2 separate regions of the Mus musculus genome follow, and region 2 is linked to region 1. The links are chromatin contacts, found by Hi-C in ENCODE. All regions are on one chromosome and are shown on one strand. The core of a region is the stretch at or near the end of the contact, and the rest is flanking DNA. Distances in the headings are between cores, read along the strand shown.

Region 1 (6,860 bases), core at 1,410-3,909:
ACAAAATAGCACATGGCCCGCCTGCCTAAGCACCCTACCTCTTATTGAAGGTGAGTGTGAAGCGGGACAGGGACATGAAGCCAAGCTCAGCCACCGCCCTCCCATGCCCTTCTCGTAGCAGAGGGAATGGAAGAGCGAAACTGTGCGGCCCACACAGGTGACTGCCAAAACAGATGAGCAATGGGTGGTGCCCTGGGAGCAAGTCAGACGACAGTGTCAGCTGCAGAGGACCAGGACAGCCCCAAGACCAGAAATAAGCTTCCTTGGAATCTTGGGACAATTCCAAGCAAAACTGGACGGCTTAAATAGCTTTCTGCTTTCCTGTGCTTCATAAAATTCAGTGTTTTTAAAAATCTGCAGAACATTCTCTTTTAAGACGTAAAGTTCAAAATAAAATTTCTAAGATTTTTCCAAAAGAATGAAATAAAATTAAGCTTGCACACATTCACTGAAGTTAAAAGAAGTCCCATTTGCAGAGTCTTAACAGGAATATGTTAGATATTAATTTCTAAACTTGGATCTAGTAGTCTGTTTATTAATGTGCATCTTTAAAGTCCTGTGCAGGAAAGAACATTTTGTAACTTCTATATAGCCCATTTCCAAGTGAGACATATATTTGTACAACATCTGACCTAAATCCACAGTGTATATAAAACATTTGAAGAATTCATCTTATGTCCAGGCAGATACAGGACTCAGTTCATTAACTTTTTATGGCTCAGGCATATAAAACCCACAGGGCACCTCACCTCCACGCAAATGTCACCAGAGTGGCAGGAGGAAGCAGAGCAGTGCAAAGAGTGCATGCTGGAGGCAGCCACCAAGGTTTGAATCCTATTGGTCCAAACTCGGCATTTGCATCTGCAGAATGGGGGCAATTTTGGTAATTTAGTAAGATTATCTAAATAAAGTGTTTATGACAGTTCCCAGAAAATACTGTAAACTATGATAATATTGACCACGATGATAATGGAAGTGATGGCGATGATGATAATTACAGAGTAGGCAGAAGATGAGCTGATTGGAGCATTCGGGCATGAGCTTGTGGAAAAACAAATGGACACTTTATCTAAAGTGGCCCCCAACAGAAGGCTTACTTCTGCTACTCTAAGAGTAACTATCCATTCACCATTCCCCTCCCTTACAAAATGACAAAGTCCTAAGGGGTCTCCGTCAAAGCAGATGCAGATTGCTTGAGGGAAGGGTTAGACTGATGTGTATCTGCCCGGATAACTCACACGAGGCTTGAAATAAGGTAACTGAGTATTGATATCAGCTTCCCAATAGTTCTTGACTAAGCATAACACACCATCAGACACTGGCTGTCCTGGATGCTAAGGGCATATGTTGGCTTATTGGTGGGGTCATCACATCACACCAGGATATTGCTGTCTTTAACAAGGACAAAGAAATCTTCACATTTTTGTTGGTTTGTTTGTTTGATCTCTTGCCTACAATAGAGAAATAATCCCAGTATTTTTCTTCTTACCATATATACTCTTAACAGGCTTAGTCTCAGCTAGAAAGATCTTTCAGAATCCAAGACACCTTGCCCAGTGATAGCTCCCCTGGACAATGTAGAGGAAATAGCAGAAAGAGTCCCAGAGACCAAGGACTCGTTTTCAGAGCTAAGTCAAAGGTCAAGGGTGAGGACTGTAGCATCAGACTCCTCCTGCCACTAGGATCCCACAGCCAGAACTCCCTGGCCTCATCCAGGGAAGTGCCCAGTGGCAAGTCACTGCACTGAGAAAGCTCGGGGTTATCATATCAGTTATGTTTCTTCATGGCCTCCCTCAGTTCCTATGAGGCTGGCCAGTCAGTCATAGGTCATTCTCTCTATAAGCCCTGTTGCCTGGCAACACAGCTCACATCTATTTCTATCAGGTTTCCAGGCAAACAGGCTAGTATACTAAGCCAAGGTCCTTTCATTTGTTTTCTTTAAGAAGGAAACACATTTTGTTCCCCCTTTCCTGACATATCCCTGGTACATCTTAAAGTCAGTACCCATGAGACTTCATGGTAGCCAGTTCCTTTCTCACTGCCCAGCCACCATATGTTGCCTGCCTTGTTATCATGGTCATTCTCACAAGTTTTTGCACAGCTTCTATCCCCAGCTCCAGAGCATGACAATTGGATAACTGTCAGAGTTTATACACAGTTTGCCTCCAATCTCTCCTAAACACATCTGCTTTGCAGACCCAGATAATTGCTCATCATTGTTTGTTCAGCCCCGGAGCATCCTTCTAATGATGGTATCTAACCAACCACAGGCCTGGAACTTAAAAGGCAAAACAGAGCAAAACCACCTTTGGATCTCACTTCTGAGAAATTACATATTAACCCCTAGAATTAACTGATGGGTCCCTCTGTTTAATGCCGTGGTGCCGTTGAGGATCCTGCTGAACCTCGAGCTGCCCCATGCCCACAGTGCCTACTTACCATGAGCTGCCTGCCGCAGAGAAGCAACAATGTCCTATCCCAGCTGTTTCTCCAGAGCCAGAGATATCCATCTTAGTTGGCAATTAGACCCCCAGTTGCCAGCTCAAACACCAATGATTGTACTGGGCTGAGTTTCAAGACCCTAGCATCACTGAGGGAAACAAAGGGGAAGGCTCGGAGGCGGTTGCTGGGGACTCAGCTTTTGCTGACACACGAGTGCCTGGAGGAAGTGGCTATTGCAGGTTTTCTGTGATCTAGTTCCAGCATAAGGCACTGCCTTCCTGCAGCAGGAAATGGTAATAGCCCACTGTGGAAACCAGCCAAAGACTCAAAGAGAGTTTGACTGAATCAAGTCCAGGCTCCAAAACGTTCTAAGTGATAAAATGCATGAATCTTTGGGAAACCAAAAGGATTTCTCAAATCAAGGCTATAAAAGCTAAACCAAAGAGTTTAATGTAAAAAATACAATTTTTCCATAGGATTTCTATGTGCAATTTCAACTATACTGATCCACAGTTGGGCACTTGTTTGGAGATTATTCTATTTGATTTTCCGCTGATGGTATAAAACCCTGACTAAACCCATGTGGATGGGGCGAGTGTTTCAGCTTACAGTTTTATATTCCATCAAGAGGGACTCAAGGTGGCTGCCTGGAGGCAGGACGGAAGCAAAACCCACAAAGGAGTACTCATTACTGACTTGCTCTCCTGGGCTTGTTCTGCTAAAGTTCTTACAGCTCAGGTCCTCCTGCCTAGGGATGGCACCACCCACAGTGCGCTAGGCCCTCCCATATCAATAGAAATGATAATATGTTTCACAGACATGATACTCTGGTGGAGAGGGTTAGTCAACAATAACTAGCCAGCAGAGAGGGCCAAGCACAGCTATTCGTATACCCTTGAAGAGCAGACTTATGCTGGGGAAGGCTATCAAGCACACAGCTTCAGAAGAGGTGAACATGGAGCAGCAAGGGAAGGGCTAGACCCCTGCCTAGCCAGCCAGATCAGTCAAATCAACCCTGCGATCAGTGAGGTGACAGATGTCACAGCCAGATAACTCAGAGCCAAACACTACACATGCTTTTAAATGGCGGGGAGCCACCAGAGACTTGCAGTATAAAAGTTCTGGACCCGTGTCAACCCCTCTGTGCTCTGAGGAGGCCTTGCTCTCCTGTCTTCCCTGAGATGTCGGGCATTTGTAATGAGATCATAAAGAACTGACCGGTCCAAGGGTCCAGAAGGACAGTGAAAGGAGCGGGGCCGTTTAGTTAGACACCCACTGCTGTGACAAATGACTGAGAAAAGCTACTTAGAGCCCAAGAGATTTCCTTTGTAGCATGATTTCAGAGGGTTCAGCCTGGGCCCCACTGCCTCCTGGCCTGTGGTAAGGCAGCAGGATGGGGTAGACGAGGAGGGTCAGATTATCTGACTGCAGCCTGTAGGGTGACACTGCCTTCACTTATGTATTGTCCCGTGTAGCAGGCCCTGTGGCAGACACAGCCAGAAGCAGGCTTTACTGGGGCATCTTTTAGTCCAGTCAAGATTACCCATCAGGCCAGGCAGTGGTGCATACCTTTAATCCCAGGAAGAGGCAGGTGGAGCAGAGCTAGATGCCAGCCTGTCTACACGATGAGTTCTAAGACAGCCAGGAGTACCTGGAGAAACCCTGTCTTACCTGTCTCAAAACAAAACAAACAAGACTTAAACATCACCGGGGACAACTTACAGACCAAAACCGTGAGAGCATTTGAAGCTCAGAAAACATTAGCTGATATCCAGTATGCTCTTTCCAGTTCTCATTTCTCTGCAGCAAAATAAACAAATAAACAAGCCAATAAACATCCAAATCAATATTTTACAACATAATAGCTCCCCTTTCCTTCTCTGTTTTGTGTCAGAGCAGCCTGACACCCATAGAAACCCCGGTTAGGGTCCCTGGAATGAAGCCATGTTTCTCTGAGAAAATTAAATGGAAAAAGCTAAGCAATGAGACAGAAAGATTCCCAGGATGCGATATTGCACATGTATGTACACACACACAAAGACACACAGACACACCAAAGTATGCACAATGTCCATGTATGTGAATATATATACCAAGGATAGACATGGCTATAGGTCAGGCTTCTGCCTGAGTTCTGAAGAGCAAACAGGAAGTCTTGGCTCTGTCTTCACCTGGAGGCAGCCCCAAGTGTGTTTATCACATGACATCACGTGCCAACTTGTAGTGTTTGCTTACCACAAGCGTGTGCTGCTTCTTTTCCTAATTGTAAACACAGGAGAGAAAAGTTAAACCCCACCACCAGGAAGCAGCTACCTGGCCTGAGGATAAAAGAAGTTACCGTTGACTTATTGAGGATCTGGGCCGATGCCCAGCCCCCTCCAGCCAGGACTGCCCCACGGGTGTGACAGTGATTCTCCTGGCCCCTGGAGAACTGAAACCCCTCTCTGCCTCCCTCAAGCCTACAGTTGGCTCTGGCTCTGGTCTTTTTCTAGCATATGGAATGCAGCCAAATTGGGATGTTTCCCAGGAAGGGCAAACAGCGCTTTGGAGATTGAATTAGAACAACTGAGCTTTTTTTTGGTGAGCCAATGGGCTCTATCCAGGCTATAAAGTGCCATGTAACAACTCTGAGTTCCTTTGCTTCTTCTTATATCTTAAAAGCTATAAAACAAACATTTTTTTAAAAAATCTCAAGATGCACTGCATAAAGAACTATTTATGCCCTGTAGGAACAAGGCATGCTCAGGTTCCCTCTCTGAAACTGTATGGATGGAAGGAAACTCTTTCTACTAACCACATTGTTGATACAATAAATGAAGCATATATAATTTCTATGAGTGATGTTTGTTATCAAACCTTTGTCAAATACTGCCCTCTGGTGGACCACTCAATTTTATTTTCTGCTAATTTTCTTTTTCTTTTTCTTTTCTTTTTTTTTTTTTTTTTAAGTCAGGGTTCAGTTATCTCAGGCTGGTCTCTCTGCAGAGTTAAGGACAACCTTGAACTCCTGACCACCTGCCCTTCACCTCCAAAATGCTGACATTACAGAGATGCACCACCGCCTTTCTATGACCTAGGGCTTCACAGATGCTAAGCAAGCACTTTATCGGATGAGGTATATCCCCAGGCCTGATATAGATTTTTTTAAAACACGAGTTGGGGACTGACAGACAACTTGGAGGTTAAGGACATTCTGCTCTTCCAGAGGGCCTTGGTGCCCACTTTGCACAGCTCACAATTCCCAAACTAGGGAATTCTATACCTTTTTTAAGCCCTCACTGGCATCTACATATGAAGCCTGTGTATACACATAAAACAAAAATACCAGCCGGGGGTGGGGGGGTGGGGGGCACCTTTTATCCCAGCACCCTGGAGGCAGAGGCAGGCAGAGCTCTGAGTTTGAGGCCAGCCTGGCCTACAGAGCAAGTGTCCAGACAGTCAGGGGAACACAGAAAAACCCTATCTTGGGGGGCCAGGGGTGGGGTTGGAGTTGTCAGACTAAGGCTGAAAGATTAAGTCTTGTGTTTTGGAAGTAAATAAACCTACATATAAGTTTTCAGATCAAAGATTCAGCATCCAGTGCTTTCTGGTTACTTTTTACATAAAACTGTGACATTTTACTCTTCCTTTAATATTTTAAATAACTGTCTCACTGGAACTTGTACATGAAGCACTTTCAAGGCAAACAAGTTAACTTCACAAACATTACCATATATTTTTTTCAAATTTCATAGAAGTTACTCCTGCAAGTATTTGGACAGGCACATTCAATTTAAAATCATTTCCCTGGCCCATGAGATGGATTGTCAGATAAAGGAGCCCGGTGGCCTGAGTCTGATGCCCAGGGCTTGCGTGGTGGATGGAGGGAAGCACTGTTGTCCTCTGACCTTCACATGTGCACACGCCCTGCCCCACCCCACCTCACACAAAATAAATGCTTTTTAAAAAGCTTAAATAATTTCCTACTTAACTGCTTTGAAACAGCTTACAACATAAGGGCATCTTAGCAGGACAGAAGCCTGAGGCCTGGATTCCAGAGCTTGGCTCTAGACAGTTCCCAACCTTGGGCCAAGATCTCTTTGGGGTCACAAATCAGACATCCTGTATATCCTATATTTACATCATGATTTGTCACTATCAGAACTAGAGTTGTGAAATAGCATCCAAAAGACTTTATGGTTGGGGTCACACCCTGAGGAGCTGAATTGGAGGGTCACAGCAAGGGAGGCTGCGAGTCTAGACATACAGGCCGCTGCTTTGAGACTCACTTGGGCCGCTTTGCCTGTCTACCTAGAAGTCATTCATCACTTGGTGTGATGTAACTGGTGAGCCCCCAAGTTTTCCAAGCTTTAAAATATGCTTTCCGGCCAGCTCAGTTTGGGGTTACAGGAGACTTGGTTTTTCTCCCTAGGAAGAGC
Region 2 (6,710 bases), core at 888-3,387, 39 kb before region 1:
TCCTCTGGGAGACGTTTTCCTTGGTGGACAAAAGCCTAGAGTGATTTGCCATTTGACACTACCTGTCTGTGACGGTTAGTGTTGTCAATTTGACAAAAATCTAAAATTACCTGGGAGACAGGCCTCTGGACATGCCTCTGGGAAATTATCTAATTATCTTGTGTTAATAGAAATGGAACGATGGAGCCACCATGGTTGGCATTAACTCTAGACAATACAGATGGAGAACAGGAACTGGAGAAAAGAGGAGCCTGCGTTCATCATTCCTGTGTCCTGAATGTGGACACATCGTGTCCCGTGCTCCAGGTTCCTGCTGCACTGGCTTCCCGGCGTGGATTGTACCCTTGAACCAGAGTATGTTATCACAGCAGCAGAGGAAGAGGCTAAGATGCCTTCTGTGATGGCCTGGTGTATTCACTCTCCCCATGGCTGTCAGTGCCTGACAGTAGGAACTGAAGGAAGAGGGCTTATTAGGGCTACTGGCCCGCCATGGTGGGGAAGGCATGGCAGTAGGTGTATCCATGGCCTGGAGCAGAAAGGTGAATGGTGGTGCTCCAGTTGGTGCTCCACTTGGCTCCATCTTTTTTTTTTTTTTTTTCCAACCAGGCCCAGGCCACAGAATGGTGCCACCCATACTCAGCATAGATCTTTCCTTCCTCCTGGGAAAGCTATCCCAGAAACTCCCAGAGGTGTGTATGCTAAATCTTGTCAAGTTCACAATGAAGATTAGCCACCATCACACCTAAAGTGAAAGCTATAGTTCCAATTTCAGCTACAGGCTGAGAGTGCAGCAGTTTCTCAGCTCCTCACAGCATTCCAAACACATAGGCCACACGGCTGGCTCATCAGTGTGAGAAGAGCTTGTCCTGGCCACCACGCTCCACTTGGTGTTCACAACTGAATGCAAGGCCTCTGGCTAGGCACCTGCATATCTCTCTCCTTCCCCCTCCTCCTCCCCCTCTCCCTCTCCCTCTCTCCCCCTCCCTCTCTCCCTCTTCCTCTCTCTCTCTCCCTCTCTCTCTCCCTCTCCCTCTCTCCCTCTCCCTCTCCCTCTCCCTTTACCTCTCTCCCTCTCTCCCTCTCTCCCTCTCCCTCTCCCACTTAAACTCACTCTACAGCCCAGGCATACCCTGAGTGTGCTATCCTGTCTCCAGATCCACCGTGCCTGGCTTATGCTGTGCTGGGGTTTGGGAGAAGGGGGAGTTGTTGTTGTTTGTTGTATTTTGTTTTGAGAGGCCTGGGTTTTGAGACAGGGTTTTTTTTTTTTTTTTAAGATTTATTTATTATTATATGTAAGCACACTGTAGCTGTCTCTAGACACCAGAAGAGGGTGACAGATCTTATTAAAGATGGTTGTGAGCCACCATGTGGTTGCTGGGACCTTCAGAAGAGCAATCAGTGCTCTTAACCACTGAGCCATCTCTCCAGCCCCGAGACAGGGTTTCTCTGTGTAGCCCTGGCTGTCCTGGAACTCTGTAGACCAGGCTGGCATCGAACTCACAGATCTGCCTGCCTCTGCCTCCCACGTGCTGGGATTAAAGGCGTGTGCCACCACCCAGCTCTACTCTGCTCTTTTTAATTAGACCATTCTAGAGACATGGTTCTGGTTTGTACCGGCTGTCTCTTTTCCCAGTTCCTAAAAGTGTCTTTAGCATGCCAGCCAGGATTCCTTGTGTTGTTTGTTTTCCAACAATGAAATTTTAGAACTCTTCCATGGACTTTATAGCTGTTGATAGCCTCAGTCTCGATGCAACCCCCCCCCCTTTTTCATTTCTGCTTTAGTTTCCAGGGGCATCCTAGCAGGGAGATTGCACAGAAGATAGATGTAGTATCTGGGTCAACTGGAAAGTCTACCTTCTGTGGCTGTTTCTCATTTATTCTTTTCATTTTGTTTTGTGATGGGTGGTACTTTTATGGGTATGTGTGTGTAGACCGGAAGTTGACACAGATTGCCTTCCTCAGCTGCTGCCCCGTATTGTGGCAGGGTCTCTGAACCCAGAGCACACGTTAGGTAAACCGACTGGCTGGCTAGTGAGGGCCCTGGGATTGGCCGGGCTCCCACGGCGACTCCAGAGTTACAGATGCACTGCGTGTAGCTTGTCCATTCTGCATGGTACTGTGTTCCACACTCAGGGCCTCATCAGTACGCAGCGGGAGCTATAACAACTGAGCCTTCCCCCAGCCTCTGCCTCCCATGTCTAATTTATTCTTAGAGTCTCTGGTTTGTAATCTGCTTCGGCCAAGACTCGAGATAAACACTTCAGCAGTCAAGCTTGCTGCTCCTATTTTAAGGTTGTGGGTATATTTTTAAATGCTTAGTTTGACTCTAGAAAGACTGGAATGTAGCTCTAAAATTATTCCTTATACTCCTGAACGCCTGGCAGTGCTTTCAAAGAACACAAGGTTGGGTGCCTCCCGTCCTGTGCCCTTGCTGGTGGGCTCACTTTCCTAACTGCATCGAGGCTTCAGGATCGGCTTGAAAATCTCTTCTGTCTTTGTATTCCCAAACGAATGCCCTGAGGTTGCTCTCCTAGGTCCACCCCTGAGATCTAGTGCTGAAGAGAAGCCTTGGGGGACTTCCTATGGGAAGCCCCTTCTGAGCTGTCCCGGGTCTCCTGACTTTTGCTTTATTCACTTCTGTGCGAGATTTCTTGAGTACTTGCTTTAGTGAACCCCAGCATCAAAGCCCTTCCCAACGTGTAGCCGTGCAGACTTGCGTCTGTAGACACCACTGCCCTGCCGCGCACACGTGCTTCTCTAGCCTGAGGCCTAGGAGTGAGCAGGAGAGTTACTACAGCAGCATAGACTGAGCGGTGTGAGTGGCAGTAGTGTATTTCCTGGAAGCTACAAGCCCAGAATCGAGGTGTCGGCTGTTTTACATGTGGTGAGGGCTCTCTCCTGGTTTGTAGTTGTCCGCCTTTAGAGCTGTGCCTTCACCTGGCTTTTTCTGGTGTGTACGGTCAATAGTAAGAGATGGAAGTGGGGGCTGAGAGAGGTAAGCATGCATACCGGCCCTCTACAGTCTCTGGTTGAAGTGTGTGCACTCAAGTGCACTGTCTGGTATCTCTTCTTATAACACTAATCCTATTGTTGCAGGGCCCTACTCTTATAACCTCATCTAACTTTAATTCCTTGAAGGGCTTATTTTTTAATATAGCCAGGCTCAGGATTTAAATTTTCCACATAACGTTTTAGGGGAAGCAGGGAGGCCAGGCCTGGTGGTATTTGCCTCTAGTCCCAGCACTTGAGAGGAAAAGACAGAAAGATCAAGAGTTCAAGACCCACCTCCACCACATAGGAAAAAAAAATAGGAGGTGGGGTCTAGCTGGAGGAAGTGGGTTGCTGTGGTTGTGTCTCAGAGTTCATGTCTGCTTCCAGCCTGAGCTGCTTTGCAAACTCAAAAGTTGATCAGGCTGTACCCCAGCTCCTACCATACCCTCTCCCACCATAGTAGAGAACATTTCCTTGAACTGTGAACCAGGATAAACATCTCCTGTGAGCCATGCTGTCATATACTCTGTCTTGACCACAAGAACAATAACTCTGAAGATGCTGGGGTTTTATTTTTTCATTGCCTAGAAGCAGGGTCTAAAATGCTACTGAAAGATTCCTTCAGTCAAAAATCGTTCCTAGTCCATATGACAGGAGATCACAAGGAACATTCTCTAGAACATATATAGAAGTGCATTGCAAATCCGAATCCTGTGCTATAGCACCCATCAACTCTGACCTCGAGGCACTCATACGACCTTTCTTAAGCAATTGCTTCCATTCCAAAACAGCCCTGTAGAGTTGTACTGCTCAGCACAGCAGCTGGCAGTCAGCTCGTGTTGCAGGATGCCCACTGTTCCTGCTGTCAGAGTGGGAAACGACAAAGTCAAATCTTCCTATGTAAAAACATGTGTTCCAGATACCTCATGTGACTCACTATCTGAACAGATTAGCCATGATGGAAAAACTACAAGTTAGAGTCCTTTAAACTCACTGGAAGTCATACGTACTGAGTAAGCATGGTGTGGGCACATAGCATAATAATTGTATTTATTTATAAATAATAGCATATGGTACTATCCGTAGTGATACAAAGTGTACTTTATATTTAGTAAAGTTGACTTCAAGGTAGACTTTTGGACACGTTTGAGATACAAGACAAAAACTAGAATGTAGAGAGCAGGCCAGTGAGATGGCTCCATGGGTAAACAGTTGATAAGACTGAGTTCTGTCCCTGAGCCCACACAGAGGTGGCACAAGACAGTGGGCTGTGGCTGGAGTAGACCTGGCCATATTGGTTTTCAGAGTATGACTGTGGAAGTGTTTGGAACTTGGAGCTGGAAAGGCCGTTGTTTGCTTAGAGATAATGGGCTTTTCTGTGGGAGTTTGGAAGATAATGACAATGAGAGAAATGTTGGCAGCACTCCCCCACTCTCTGGGCTCTGAGGTGAGTTAAAGAGCAGTTATCAGGTCAGCATAGCTGTCTCGTACCAGCTGCAATCCCAGAGTTCCTAACCTTGGCAGTTTAACCCTGACGTTCATTTTACTCTGCAGTTGAGAACAAAACCTTTCTGCTTTGGGAAACACGCAAGGGAAGGGGGAGGATCTGTCCGTCAACCTGCCTGTCCTTGTTTCCCAGGTGTCTCCTCCACATCATCCCACAGCAGGCTCAGGAGAGCAGAGACAGCACGCCCACACAGCCCTGTCCTCCCCGCCCAGAGGGACAGTCACCCTAAGGTATGACCGCTTGATGCTACTTCACCTCAAAGGGATTTATTTCCTAAGAAATGGAGAACTAGCAAAAGGGAAGGAAATATGACCCACTGTAAAATGTCTTCCCAGGCCATGAGCGCGCTTCCCTCCCTTCCCGTGGTTTCCTAACCAGTAACTAGTTAAGGGCACTTGTAGTGTGTAGGCTGGAGAGCTGTACTCACTGTCCTCGATTAACTTCTCTATGATAGGAACAGTTAGTTAGTTTTAGTCTACATCTAGGAGAGTCTCCTAGGAAGCCTCAGCCAGAATTCTGAACACTGGAAAGACACTGAAAATTTGGAAGAGCACTGTTGTTCTCTGATGTTATGTGTTTTGTGTATATTTGTTGTTGTTTGTGTGTTTGCTTGTTTTGTAGTAGGCAGGGTACTAGGGGGTGGAGACAGAAGATGCATATGGTGCATATGTGGGGTTTGTCTTGGTGGGGTGTCTCACTCACCCACTGCAGTCAAGCTGGTCCAAGAGCTTGCAGGGATCTCTGTCAGCATCTCTCACCTTGCTCTATAAACACTGGGATTACAGGCAATTGCATGCACGCGCTATCACATCAAGCTCCATATAGGTTCCAAATGTCCTCCTCGTGCTTGGTGAGCAGGGCTGCCCCAGGTCCCCCTCCACAGTCCCCACCTCTTGTGTCTACCCCTTACGCTTACACCATGGCCAAGGAAACATTTCCATGAATGGGATTTAGAAACAGTGTAATCACAGTGGCCAGAGAAGTCCCCAGCCCTACGGGAAGTCCTACTCCATGCTGGGCTTTTTGTCTTCTGTTCCCCCTTATTCTTTGCAACTCTCCCCAGAAGGCCGCCCCGTTCCTGTCCCTAAGGCTGTCTGTGTGCCGTCTTTCTTACAGGAAGCCCAGAGGAGAAGGCAAAAAGTGCCGCAAGGTTTATGGGATGGAAAACAGGGACATGTGGTGCACCGCCTGCCGCTGGAAGAAGGCCTGCCAGCGGTTCATTGACTGAGCCATTCCTGCCTCTCCTTCCAAAGGAAGCTACTCAAGGCCCAGGGAAGGCCCTGCCTGGAATCCCAGGAATATAATTCCTTGGTGGAATTAAAGCAAAACAAAAACAAAAACAAAAACAAAAACACAGCAAAAAATCAGCACTGCACTGCTCTGAGAACCAGGCGAGAGCGCCAAGGAGGACCTTCCTTCGAAGGAAAAGCCCGCTTCCTTAGCTCTCAGTCTGGTCTTAAAGCTGGTCTTCTGTAGCAGCTTAGCCAACCAGGCCCATTTCACCTAGAGAGAAGGCACATTTTGATAAGCTTTCTGAACTCTGGCATTTTCGAGGGTTTTTGACACTGAAAACAATATGCCCATAAGCTACACAATATACCCATAAGCTACACAGTCTGAGGTAGCATTTGTATAAAGGATAGTACCTACCTTGTGAATAGGCATCTCTCTGTTTTTCCGTGCGACTCCTTGGATCAGTCTGATCATGATGTATTTCAAAAAAGAGTTTTTCTATGTCTGTTTTGTTTTCAAGAAGGACCCCAAGTGGAACCATTGTAAAGATGTTAGCTTGGAGGCCCTGAGTAACTTACATAAGGCCAAAAGTGATTGACAGTGAGTGCGAGTCACCTCAGCCATCACCTGAGGTCAGGACACCAAGAGGCACTGCAGAAAGCATCTGAAAATCGTCCTTGGATCCCATGTGAGTGGTGGCACCACTAAGTCTCTGCCTGCCATGGCTCAGACGAGAGCTGGCGCTAGTAGCAATCTGGTAAACCTTGATGCTGCTTTCAGGGATATCACACACACTGCAGCCTGGATAGTGTGTCCTGCTTGGTTCTGCCAAGACCATAGCCAGGACTCTGGGTTAGCATTCTGCTCTCCAACCCCGCCCAGGTAGAAAACTCCAGACTGGCCTGCAGGTTTGCTTCCAGCAGAGCATAGCTGTGGGAAAGATCCACTAGGGCATCAAGCCAACTTCCATTGTGAGTGC

Evidence for each region. Hi-C counts contacts between places; a loop is a spot of excess contacts on that map.
Region 2: a loop to region 1 is called in a map of heart, with 2.8 times the contacts of the local background. The contact joins the enhancer-like site here to the promoter of C030034L19Rik in region 1. A Hi-C loop is called at or near these places in 4 of 37 maps with a recorded cell type or tissue (all heart).

What each region holds. Positions count from the first base shown.
Region 1 is chr3:9,398,819-9,405,678 of GRCm38, reverse strand. It overlaps C030034L19Rik (RIKEN cDNA C030034L19 gene), which reads right to left and starts at 2,659. Exons shown (of 4, transcript NR_160691.1): 1 at 2,440-2,659; 2 at 750-861.
Region 2 is chr3:9,437,803-9,444,512 of GRCm38, reverse strand. Zfp704 (zinc finger protein 704) reads left to right here. Exons shown (of 9, transcript NM_133218.2): 8 at 4,631-4,728; 9 at 5,615-6,710. The coding sequence ends at 5,726. Among named protein-coding and RNA genes, the nearest start is that of C030034L19Rik, 38 kb to the right of the region's middle. Within about 2 kb of position 2,137, at least 1 of the 3 ENCODE cell types and tissues checked has a DNase peak (open chromatin) inside an H3K27ac peak, as active enhancers do; it is heart, where a contact is called at or near this core.